3 separate regions of the Mus musculus genome follow, and all the other regions are linked to region 3. A link is a contact called in ENCODE Hi-C or POLR2A ChIA-PET data. All regions are on one chromosome and are shown on one strand. The core of a region is the stretch at or near the end of the contact, and the rest is flanking DNA. Distances in the headings are between cores, read along the strand shown.

The links. A loop is a pair of places that touch in the nucleus more often than their neighbours do. ChIA-PET counts read pairs that join two places held with the same protein, here RNA polymerase II (POLR2A).
Region 1: POLR2A ChIA-PET joins it to region 3 with 34 read pairs in Patski. The contact joins two enhancer-like sites. A Hi-C loop is called at or near these places in 1 of 37 maps with a recorded cell type or tissue (T-helper 2 cell). POLR2A ChIA-PET finds 5 or more read pairs at or near these places in 1 of 5 experiments (Patski).
Region 2: POLR2A ChIA-PET joins it to region 3 with 10 read pairs in Patski. The contact joins the promoter of 2310015A16Rik here to the enhancer-like site in region 3. POLR2A ChIA-PET finds 5 or more read pairs at or near these places in 3 of 5 experiments (Patski and embryonic stem cell).

The regions. Positions count from the first base shown.
Region 1 is chr17:31,891,682-31,894,876 of GRCm38, forward strand. No RefSeq gene overlaps it. Among named protein-coding and RNA genes, the nearest start is that of Gm41566, 4.7 kb to the right of the region's middle. Within about 2 kb of position 1,320, at least 2 of the 3 ENCODE cell types and tissues checked have a DNase peak (open chromatin) inside an H3K27ac peak, as active enhancers do.
Region 2 is chr17:31,910,629-31,913,989 of GRCm38, forward strand. It overlaps 2310015A16Rik (a long non-coding RNA gene), which reads right to left and starts at 1,816. Exons shown (of 3, transcript XR_876746.3): 1 at 1,726-1,816. Gm30571 (a long non-coding RNA gene) reads left to right here and starts at 1,837. Exons shown (of 2, transcript XR_385538.3): 1 at 1,837-2,027; 2 at 2,107-3,175.
Region 3 is chr17:31,981,125-31,984,282 of GRCm38, forward strand. The region is part of intron 7 of Hsf2bp (heat shock transcription factor 2 binding protein); the gene reads right to left. Among named protein-coding and RNA genes, the nearest start is that of Hsf2bp, 52 kb to the right of the region's middle. Within about 2 kb of position 1,372, at least 1 of the 3 ENCODE cell types and tissues checked has a DNase peak (open chromatin) inside an H3K27ac peak, as active enhancers do.

The DNA.
Region 1 (3,195 bases), core at 70-2,569, 89 kb before region 3:
CACACATTTGTGAGCTCACTAACACAACACAGCCTAGATAGAGGAACTGAGAGCCTGGAGGAGCTGAGGGCTGGAGCCTTGCTCCCTTTCCTTGCCTATCTAAACAGCTTTCTGAGGCAGTCTCCTTTGTCTCCTTGCAGTCTCAGGAGTCACAGTGGCCCAGCCTTGGGCTCTCAGATGGAGTCAAGGAAGCCAAAGAGAAAACAAGACTGGCTGTATACACTCCCGCTCTAGAGAATAAAACTCCAGAGAAGCAGAGATGCTGACACACCCCGAATGTCTTTAGGATTCCGCACACTGTCATTTGAAAAGAGCCAGGCAGGCTGTACACTATGAGATTGTAACCACAGGCCATCTGGAAAAGGCAGATCAGGCAGACAGTAAACTGTCAGTGGTTGTCTGGGATGCAGGGCAGGGGTGGGTGGTGAGGAGACATGAGTGGAGAGAGGAAGAAAGCTGAGCCAGGAGGAGCGGGGACTCTGCAGACACTGTCACCTGGGACACTCACAGCTCTACATTTCTCTAAATGCCTAGAATATCCAACTCATCCATGTGCCTGTGTCCCCTTCCAATACAAGACAGCATCATAGGGAGTCCCCATGGGGAGGGAGCTGGAGGGGTCATGTGAGTCTTTTTTGTACTTTTGTCAATTTTTCTGTAAAACTAAAACTGCTCTAAGAAAATATAGTCTTTCATTTTCCAATGAAACAAAAAGAAAATAGGAAGAGTGGGGGGGGAGGGGGGGGAGAAGGAGAGGGAGAAGGAGAGTGAGGAGGAGAGAGAAGAGGAGAGGAAGGAAGAGAAGAAAGAGGAGGAGGAGAAGGAGGAGGAGGAAGGAAGAGGAGATGGAGGAGGGAGGAGGAGAGGGAGGAAGAGAGGGAGGAGGGGGAAGAGAGAGGAGGAGAGGGAAGAGGAGAGGAAGGAAGAGAAGAAAGAGGAGGAGGAGAAGGAGGAGGAGAAAGGAAGAGGAGATGGAGGAGGGAGGAGGAGAGGGAGGAGGAGGGGGGGTTAGAAGAGGAGACTCAACATCAGGCCAAGGACAAGGACTTTTTCCCCTTTAAACAGCTCTGTGGGGTGTGGGCAGCTTTCGGAGTCCTGTCCTGTGTGCCCTGCAGATGTGGGACGCTTTCTCTCATCAGAGTCTGGATTAACAACAGCGCTCTGGGCTCTCAGGACGACCCTGAAACCTGACCATCTCTTGGCCTTATCCGGAGGCACCCCTGGGGCCTCCTCGCCTCCCTGACTCCAGGCTGTGCCTGGGGCAGCCTGCCAGCTGGGGCCTGTCTCCAGCTGCCTTGACAGATCACCACTTAGCCTGGAGGTGCCAGAACATGATTCACTAGCGCGCTGATGACTAAGGCTCCCCGGCCAGCCCTCCCATCATGCTGTGGCGCTGGCATTCTTAGTGGATGCCACCACAGGGGACTGCCAGCTGGCTAAGGCCAGGAGATCTATGGTTGAGGTGAGGCATCCACTACATCTGCCCACCAGAGCTCCTGCCCTAGGTGGCAAAGGCTGTGACCTGTCCATGGTGGTGACACTATGTCCTGCAGACATGTCGGGAGTCAGAGGTGCCTACAGCGTGAGTGAACAGTGATGAGCTGCTCCCCTTGATAACTGGGGTAACGGCCTCCATTGCACGCTCAAGCCTCGTCTTTCTTAGTAACTCATTTTTCTAGACAGACAGACAGACAGAAACACAAACACAACATGCACACATCCCTAAATCCATTTCTCTCATAATTCATTTCACTGGCTTCTCTCAGACAGCATTGAAAAGAATGGACTTTATAGGAAACAAGCAGTCAGGTCCCCCATGAGCCAAGTCAGTGGGGAGCTGGTGCTTTTCTAAGTATCGAGAGGAAGAAACTCAGGGGCATCTCAGGACATCGGCCACACTTCCTCCTGGACCACTGGAGGGAAGGATGCCACAGGCATGCTCCTCCCCAGCAAGGTTTATGGTCCTCTTGGACTCAGTGAAATGAACCTGCTTGTTGTCCCTTGTAGACAGGCCTGGCCTGTTGCTGGTGAAGGGCCAGCTGAGAACCCACCGAGGCCCTGCCCTCAGGTTATGCTTTGATGTCCTCCCAACCAGCCATTTGAAAATTTCTTAGTGACAGGGGACACAGGAGTGGCATGTAACCCTAGAAGCCACCCTACCCCCACCCTGGTAAAAACTAGCCTCTGTGACTTCTTCTGTTGCTCTCCAGCAGCAGGGACACCTCTTGCAGTAGGCAGAACGGAATCCTATGTCGGCCATTAAAATACAAAGAAACAAAACCTAAGTTTCAGTTAAGACTAGGCACTTGATATGCCAGGGTTGATCAATATCCAAGGGAGGCCTACCCTTTTCCAGAGAGGGAGGAGGAGTGCATTGTTGGGAGCAGGAGAGAGACTGGGGGGGGGGGACTGGGCGGAGGGGGGAAACTAGAGACAGAATGTAAAAAAACAAAAAAGAAAGAAAGAAAGGAAGGAAGGAAGGAAGGAAGGAAGGAAGAAAGAAAGAAAGAAAGAAAGAAAGAAAGAAAGAAAGAAAGAAAGAAAGAAAGAAAGAAAAGGAAGGAAGAGAGAAGGAAGAAAGGAAGGAAGGAAGGAAGGAAGGAAGGAAGGAAGGAAGGAACATATATATGAGAGATAGCAAACACCTATAACTCTAGCTCCAAGGGATGCCCTCTTTTGGCAGACACACACACACACACAACTTTAAAACAAGTAAACAGTCAGCCAAGTGTGGTAGTGCAGACCTTCAATCCAAGCCCTTGGAAGGCAGAGATAGGGGGATCTTTGTGAGTTTAAGGCCAACGTGGTCTACAGAGTGAGCTCCATGATAGCCAGAGCTACACGGAGAGACCCTGTCTCAGAAAAACTAAACCAACCAACCAAACAAAGCAAATAAGCAATCAGTAAAACATGGAACCAGGTGATTGTCCCCAAGGGCAACTACACTGGCCTGCAGGAGGACAATGACAACATCTACAGCAGTGATCCTGGACCCTCACAAGGAGCCACCCATTTAAATCAACCAAAGATGATTTGCTCCTAATGGAAAACCACACCATCTGTGAGGGAATCATCCCTACCATCATCTCTATCACCATGACATGATCACTATCACCCACCATAGCTAGCACTACAATCACCATCAGCATCATTATTCCCATTCCCACCACCACCATCATCATCCCCATCACTACC
Region 2 (3,361 bases), core at 566-3,065, 70 kb before region 3:
AGACTCGAGGGGATATAACAGGGTGAGATTTGCCCGTGATGAGCTGAAACTGTCATTGGTGTGAGTTAATGCTTGAGCCATGTGGTAACGTTCATATTGTGCTTAAAATGAGCTGTGTTTACAATTGTGTCTGTGTCCCCAGTGGCCTGAAACCACAGTGCATGCTGTGATGATGTTCACACAGCCACAACACTGCTAATGCTTGCAGACACTGGCACCATCACTAAGCAAGCGAGACTCTGAAACAGAGCAGACAGCCCTGGGTCAGTGACTGACTCTACCTCCCCCGTCCCTCCAGGGTCTCTCCTCCACCTTCCCTGGGGCTGAGCAGATTCCAGCCTGACTCACTCTGCCTGAACTCTCCTTTTCAATTTCCATGAGCTTCGTGGGGTTAATTCCAAAGACTCTAATTCTGACCTAACTCTACTTTCTATAACCCAAATTCAGGCATCTTTTATGAGGCTCAGTGCCTTTTTGCTAATAGATAGTTTTTGCCTTGTTGTGTGTGTGGAGGGAGTGGGGATTGTTATTGCTGTTGTATTTATTTATTTGTTTGTTTGTTTATTTGTTTATTTTAGACACTATCTTGCTTTTCAGGTCTGGAACTCACTCTGTAGCCCAGGTTGGTCTGAAACTCACAGAGATCCGCCTGCCTCTGCCTCCCAAGTGCTCGGATTAAAAGTGTGCGCCACCACACCTGGCCCTTTTAAATCTTGTACCCTGGGCACACCTGGTGTACCTCCCGAAATATACTTTCACTTAAAGTCATCCGTTCCCAGCATCTACCTAAGAGGAAGGAAAGCATGCCTGCTTAAAGAGAAGCTCAAAAATGGCCTAGAGTTGGGCGTGGCGGCCACGCCTTTAGTCCCAGCACACAGGAGGCAGAGTCAGGCAGATCCATGTGAGTTGGAGGCCAGCCTGGTCTAGTCAGTAAATCTCAGGACAGCCAGAACTGTTACACAGAGACCCTGTCTTAAAAACCAAAGATCAAAAAATAAATAAATAAATAAAAAGAAAGGAAGCAAGCAAAGGAAGGAAGGAAGGAAGGAAGGAAGGAAGGAAGCAAAGGAAAGATGCAACAGCTTCATTCACAATGACCAGAAAGCAGGAGCATCCAAGTGAGCATTGCCTGCTGAATGGAGAAACACCATTGGTTCATTCAAACAGTGGTGATACCAGTCACACAGGAATGAAGCAACGCCTCCTGTACAGGTCCGTCAAGTCCCCAGGATATACCACTCCATGGGAGGAACCATGCGTGGAGGCCACTGTCCCTGAATATCAGAGCAGGCCAGTCTAAGGAAACAACATTGGTGGTTGCCAGGGGCCCGGGCAGGAACAGGGATTAGCTGTAGCCAGTAAAGTCACTTAACAGAACCGAGGGCTGAGGAGACCGCTCCGTGAGTCAGACAATTGCCGCACAAGTATGCGGCCCTGAGTTCGGATCCCCAACATTTACAGAACCGGGCCTGGCTGCCAGAGCAGCAGGCTGAAGGTCTAGCTGCAGACCCTGTGCAAAACAATGTGGAAAAGCCATCAAGGAAGACGACACCCTCGGCATCAGCCTCTGGCTACTACATGCTGAGCTCGTGTGCGTGCATGCACGCTTGCTTACACACACACACACACACACACACACACACACACACACACACACACACGACAAGCGAGTGATTCTCCAAAACAAATTCAGGCAGAAGGGCAGGTAGGCTCTGAAGCGTTTACCTAGGCCGTGGCTGGCAGCCTGAGAACACCCTTCCCTCCGTGTCAAGTCTGTACTCAAAGAAGAAAAACTTAAACAAATAAATAAACAAAAAAAGCAGCTGAGCAGGGCAGCCGCACCCAGCATCCTGGCCGCGGCGGGAACATTCCGTCTCGGAACCCCGGTGGGTCTCTGTTTGTGCAGGCAGAGCTGTCTGACGCCATTGCCCGCAGCTGGCATCTCTGCCCTGGAGCCTCAGCGCCATGGCCCAACCCTCCCTCTGTGGGCTGGGCCTTTCAGGACTACATCTGTGAGCACTGTGCTGGTAAGCTGACAGAGGGTCAGTACCGGGCTCGGCTACACCCTTCGCTATAGTAGAGATGTCATTGTCCCCAACCCCGCAGAGTAGCAAAGACCTGAGAGAAGCCCCGACAGCATCCTGTCCACAAGGAAGATTCCTCATCTTGACTGCAGCCTGCTCTCCCTTCAATAGAGAGAGACAAGATCCCTACCTCGTGCCATGGGGCCCAGAGGAGACAAGATTAATGGATGGGTAATATGTTGGGCAACGTGCAGTGGGGCTGTTTGGCACGTCCCTTTATCTTTCTGTCGCTTGGGTGACGCCTTATACAGAACTAAGGGACACACAGCTGCCTGGGCTGGTGATTGCCTTGATTTTCACTAAATCCTTTCTACCGTGATCACTGCCGGCGAGCAGCTCTTCTGAACTCTTCCAGCATCTGGAACAGCCTGGACCGGCAGAAACACCCACAGATGTAATTAGCCCAGGAAGCTGAGCTGCGTCACCTCACACGGGTTCTGAAGCTCCGGTGTTTGCTGCCCCTTGCTCATTCCCACGCGTATTTTTAAGCCTTCCTGCCTGGCTGCCTGGCTTGAGGTATCCCTGGGGCTCAAGTGATGTGTGTTGACATTCTCCCGAAGTTACAGAAGTCCTTAATGATCCAAATTTAAAATATCATCTCCCCAGACAGATAGATTGGTGGTGATCTGCCTCTGGACTAGATTGGTTCAAATTAAATTTGACCTAAGGAGGCCTCCGGAGGGGTGCCTAGGTCAGACTTTGCAGCCTGGTGTGGCCAACTAAGCCTAGTGGCTCTATAACAAAAGCAGGCCTGGCTGCTGCTGGCCCAACCAATCACAGGCAGAGGTTGGACTCAAGCCAGCCTCAGATCTTGCTCAGGAGATCTGCACGGTCCCCATCACTGTGCCTCCATCCGGCTGGATTTCCAGGGCATGCTGCCTGACAGAACTGGGAACCTTTCTGAGGGATGCCTGGGCCAAGCGTCAGAGGAGCTGAGGACCCAGGCACACCTGCTCTCACTTTGTCTTCAGGAATTGATTTTTAACCTTCTTTCTTGGGGGGGGGGGGTTACATGTGTGTGGTTCGTGCACACACTTATGTGTTCCAGCCTATGTGTTTGAAGAGACCAGAGGAAGCCCTTGGGCATTCTACTCTGTCACTCTCTGCCTTGTTCCTTTGAGACAGGCTCTCTCACAGAACCCGGAACTAGGCCAGACAACCTCAGCAATCTCTGTGTCCGCTCCACCCCACAGCACTGGGTAACAGACGTGCGTGGCTTTTATCGTGGGTGCTGGGATCCAAACTCAGGTCCTGGTGCCTGCACAGTCAAGTGTGTG
Region 3 (3,158 bases), core at 122-2,621:
ACAAGGAACAACAGATATGATAGAAATGCCAAGTGGATAGGGGAAACCGAAGAGGCTTCAACACCACAAAGCAACTCCCTACCAGCAAGGAAGGACTGATACGGTTAGAGAAAGCAGTCTTCCCCAGGAGACTGGACCCACTGGTCAAAGCCAAGCCGCCAGTCCTAAGAACGAGCTAACATTGCACAGCCTGAGCAGGTTGTGCTTATGTGTTTAGGAATATATATACACATAAATGTACATAACAACTACTAATTTTTTTAAAGAGGCCTTGAATTTGAAAGAGAACGGGAGGGATAAATGGAAAGGATTAAGATGAAAGAAAGGGAGGGAGGAAATTATGTAATTTTATTATCATCTCAAATAAACAATTTTTTTTAATCCTGGACGGATATTTTAAGAATTCATTAAGGACTTAACTGAAGTAAGAAGTTCTTCTGAAACTTTTTTTTCTCAATTGTTCTCCAGAGAAAAGCAGCCAAGAAGATGTGAGGATGGATGAGTGGCTGGATTAGCAAACGAACAGCGAAAGTTAGCAAAATTAACTCTAAAGAACGGTAATGAAGACTGCTCAGCACCAAATCACAGTCAGCAAATGGAGACCCAGGAGAAACAACACACCGCTCCGGGTCAGAAGCCGTCAGACTCGCAGCCTAGCACAAGCATTTCTAGTGAGGCAGGAAAGGGCCATAATGCAGCGCAAGCAGCCAGTCTTTGTGACCTGCTCAGGCCTCCATCTGACTGGGCAGAGCTCACTGCACCAGTCCGTCTACTAACCGCAAAGTTAATGTCATCTCCAAACATCCTCCCAAGTGTGTGAGAATGTCTAACAACTGTGTGGACATAGTGGCACAGTCAAGGTGACATACAGAGTAACAGCACCGGGCTCAGCCAGGGAGAGTCAGCTTGGCTATTCATTTTTCAAGGAGACTTTTCCTCATTCCACTCACAGGTCACAGAAATACATTTTCCTGATGATCAGAGGTAGGGGACATCTCCACTAAGTACTTTCAGGAGTTCTTTATTAGGTTAGTACTGACATTCAAACTTAGGCTGTATCCCCTGTCCTCTAAGCGTTGGGCGGCAGATTCTGAAGGTCAGGCGTGATAAAGAAGTTCCGTTAAACTGACACAGCTCTAACCCCAGCACACAGTAAACTGAGGCAGATCACGAGCTGAAAGCAAAACCAGACTGCAAAACAAGCAGCTCTCAGCTAGTCTCTGTCCTGTTTGAGCTTTATTCTTTAAGTACAATTTTAGTTCAAAGAAGCATTTTTAACAAAATTTTTCTCTCTCAGCTCTTGGTTCAAGGAAGAAAGCTGGCCAGTGCTCTGTTCCCTCCTACTCCTGGCTCCCAACTCAAGTCCTGAAAGCTGGCCACAGGACCTGCAGGGATGAGATGACGGTGGCTCAGAACAGGGAGGACAGGGCGGCTGCTATGCTAGGTATGTTTGAAAGCTCAGTCAGCAGTCCTCCAAACAGACTAGATCTTGGTGTGACCGATAAAAAGAAATCAAGAGTTGCTGGGGGAGGGGGCCTAAACAGGCTGATAAGTTGGGAAGGAAAGTTTTGATTCACTGAGACTAGGCAGACTGTGGTTAGGGCTGGTGTGGAAAAGACTGGGAGTCTGGTGTAAACATTGGATGGGAACGTCTATTCAGTGTGCCTGTGGATTCATCAAACAGAGCTGGCTCTGAGTCTAGAGCTCTGGAGGAAGTCTGAGCTGAAGACACAGGTAGTAAAGCTTGCATTCTTCAGATCACTCGAGAAGCCAAGTAGTTGTAAGATGGGTGTGAATGCCACGCGCACATCCGTAGTCTATCCAGGGAATGCAGCACCACGGCCACAGTGGGATTCTAACACTAGTCTGCATTAGCGGTTGCATAACATGTGGTCACCACCCCAATACACATTGTCCTCATCAGCTATTTGCTAGAGTTCTGTGCCAGTTCTGCGGCTGAAGAGGAATGTGAAGAATCTGGACCCAGCCTGGGAAAAAGGCAGCCATGTAGATGAACAAATGAAAGAAAATGAAGTCTAGCAAAGTTTAGAAGGAATGAGATGAGCTTACCAGAGATAGGCACAGCAACCACTGGTTCTGGTCTCGGAAGCACAGGGTTTGAAAACTCAGAAGCAACTGCTTAGGTCAAGCAAAGAAAAAGGGAAACAAGCTTCCCTTGAAGTACAAGATCCTTAGATCAGAAATAAAGACTAGAGCTGACACCTACTGTATTAGGTCTAAGAGCCTGAGGTGGACTCCCACTGTACAGATCCGAGAAGTGAATTCAACACATTAGATCGTTTTACCAGTAAGAAAGCTTCGATTGCCACCTCCATGTAGTAAGCCTAAGGCTGTGCTCTTTAAAGACATCAAGCTCCATGACAGGGGTTATGTGATAAAGCAGAAACTGATTTCTGAGAGGCAGCAAGCTCCTGGCTTCAGAGCTTTCTAACAGTACTAGAGATTTCTGAGCAAAACTGAATACATCTCACAAAGCAGATCCCCTACTGACAGAAGAGCACAGGCAGCCAGTCTTCAAATTCTTTCCTGGCCTGAGGTCAGAAGGTCGGGTCCTGAGCACAAGCATCAGTTTCCCAGGCAGCCAACACGCTCCTGTTCCCCCACTTCATGATAAAACATATTCTCAGCTTTCTAAACTTCAGGGCAGGGCTAGGGAAGCGGCTCAGGAGCAGACTTGCAGAGCATGCCTGGAACCCTAGGTGCAGCAGCAGCAGCAGGACCACTACCACCACCAAACCTTAAAACACATTAAATTCTAAAACACTAAAATCAGAGCGACATAAAACAGCGCGTACATAACTCAGTGGTTAAGCGTCTAGCGTCGAGTCTAGCATGTTCTGTTTGACTGTAGAAGGAATAACTTTAAAGTTATCGAGTGAGATAAGCTGGCAACAGACCTCAAGGTTTGGGCTGTGCTTGTTAAGTTCAAAGAACCAAGAACTGTCTTTAAGGACAAGAAATCCTGAAAAGTCAAACAGCCCAGAGCAAAGTGCTACTTTAAGATACCTTAGAGAGCTGGTGTATGGTGTTGAATGCCTTTAATCCCAGTACTCAGAAGGCAGAGGCAGGCAGATTTCTGTGAGTTTAAGGCAAGCCTAGTCTACAAAGTGAGTTCCAGGACAGCCAAGGCTATTACA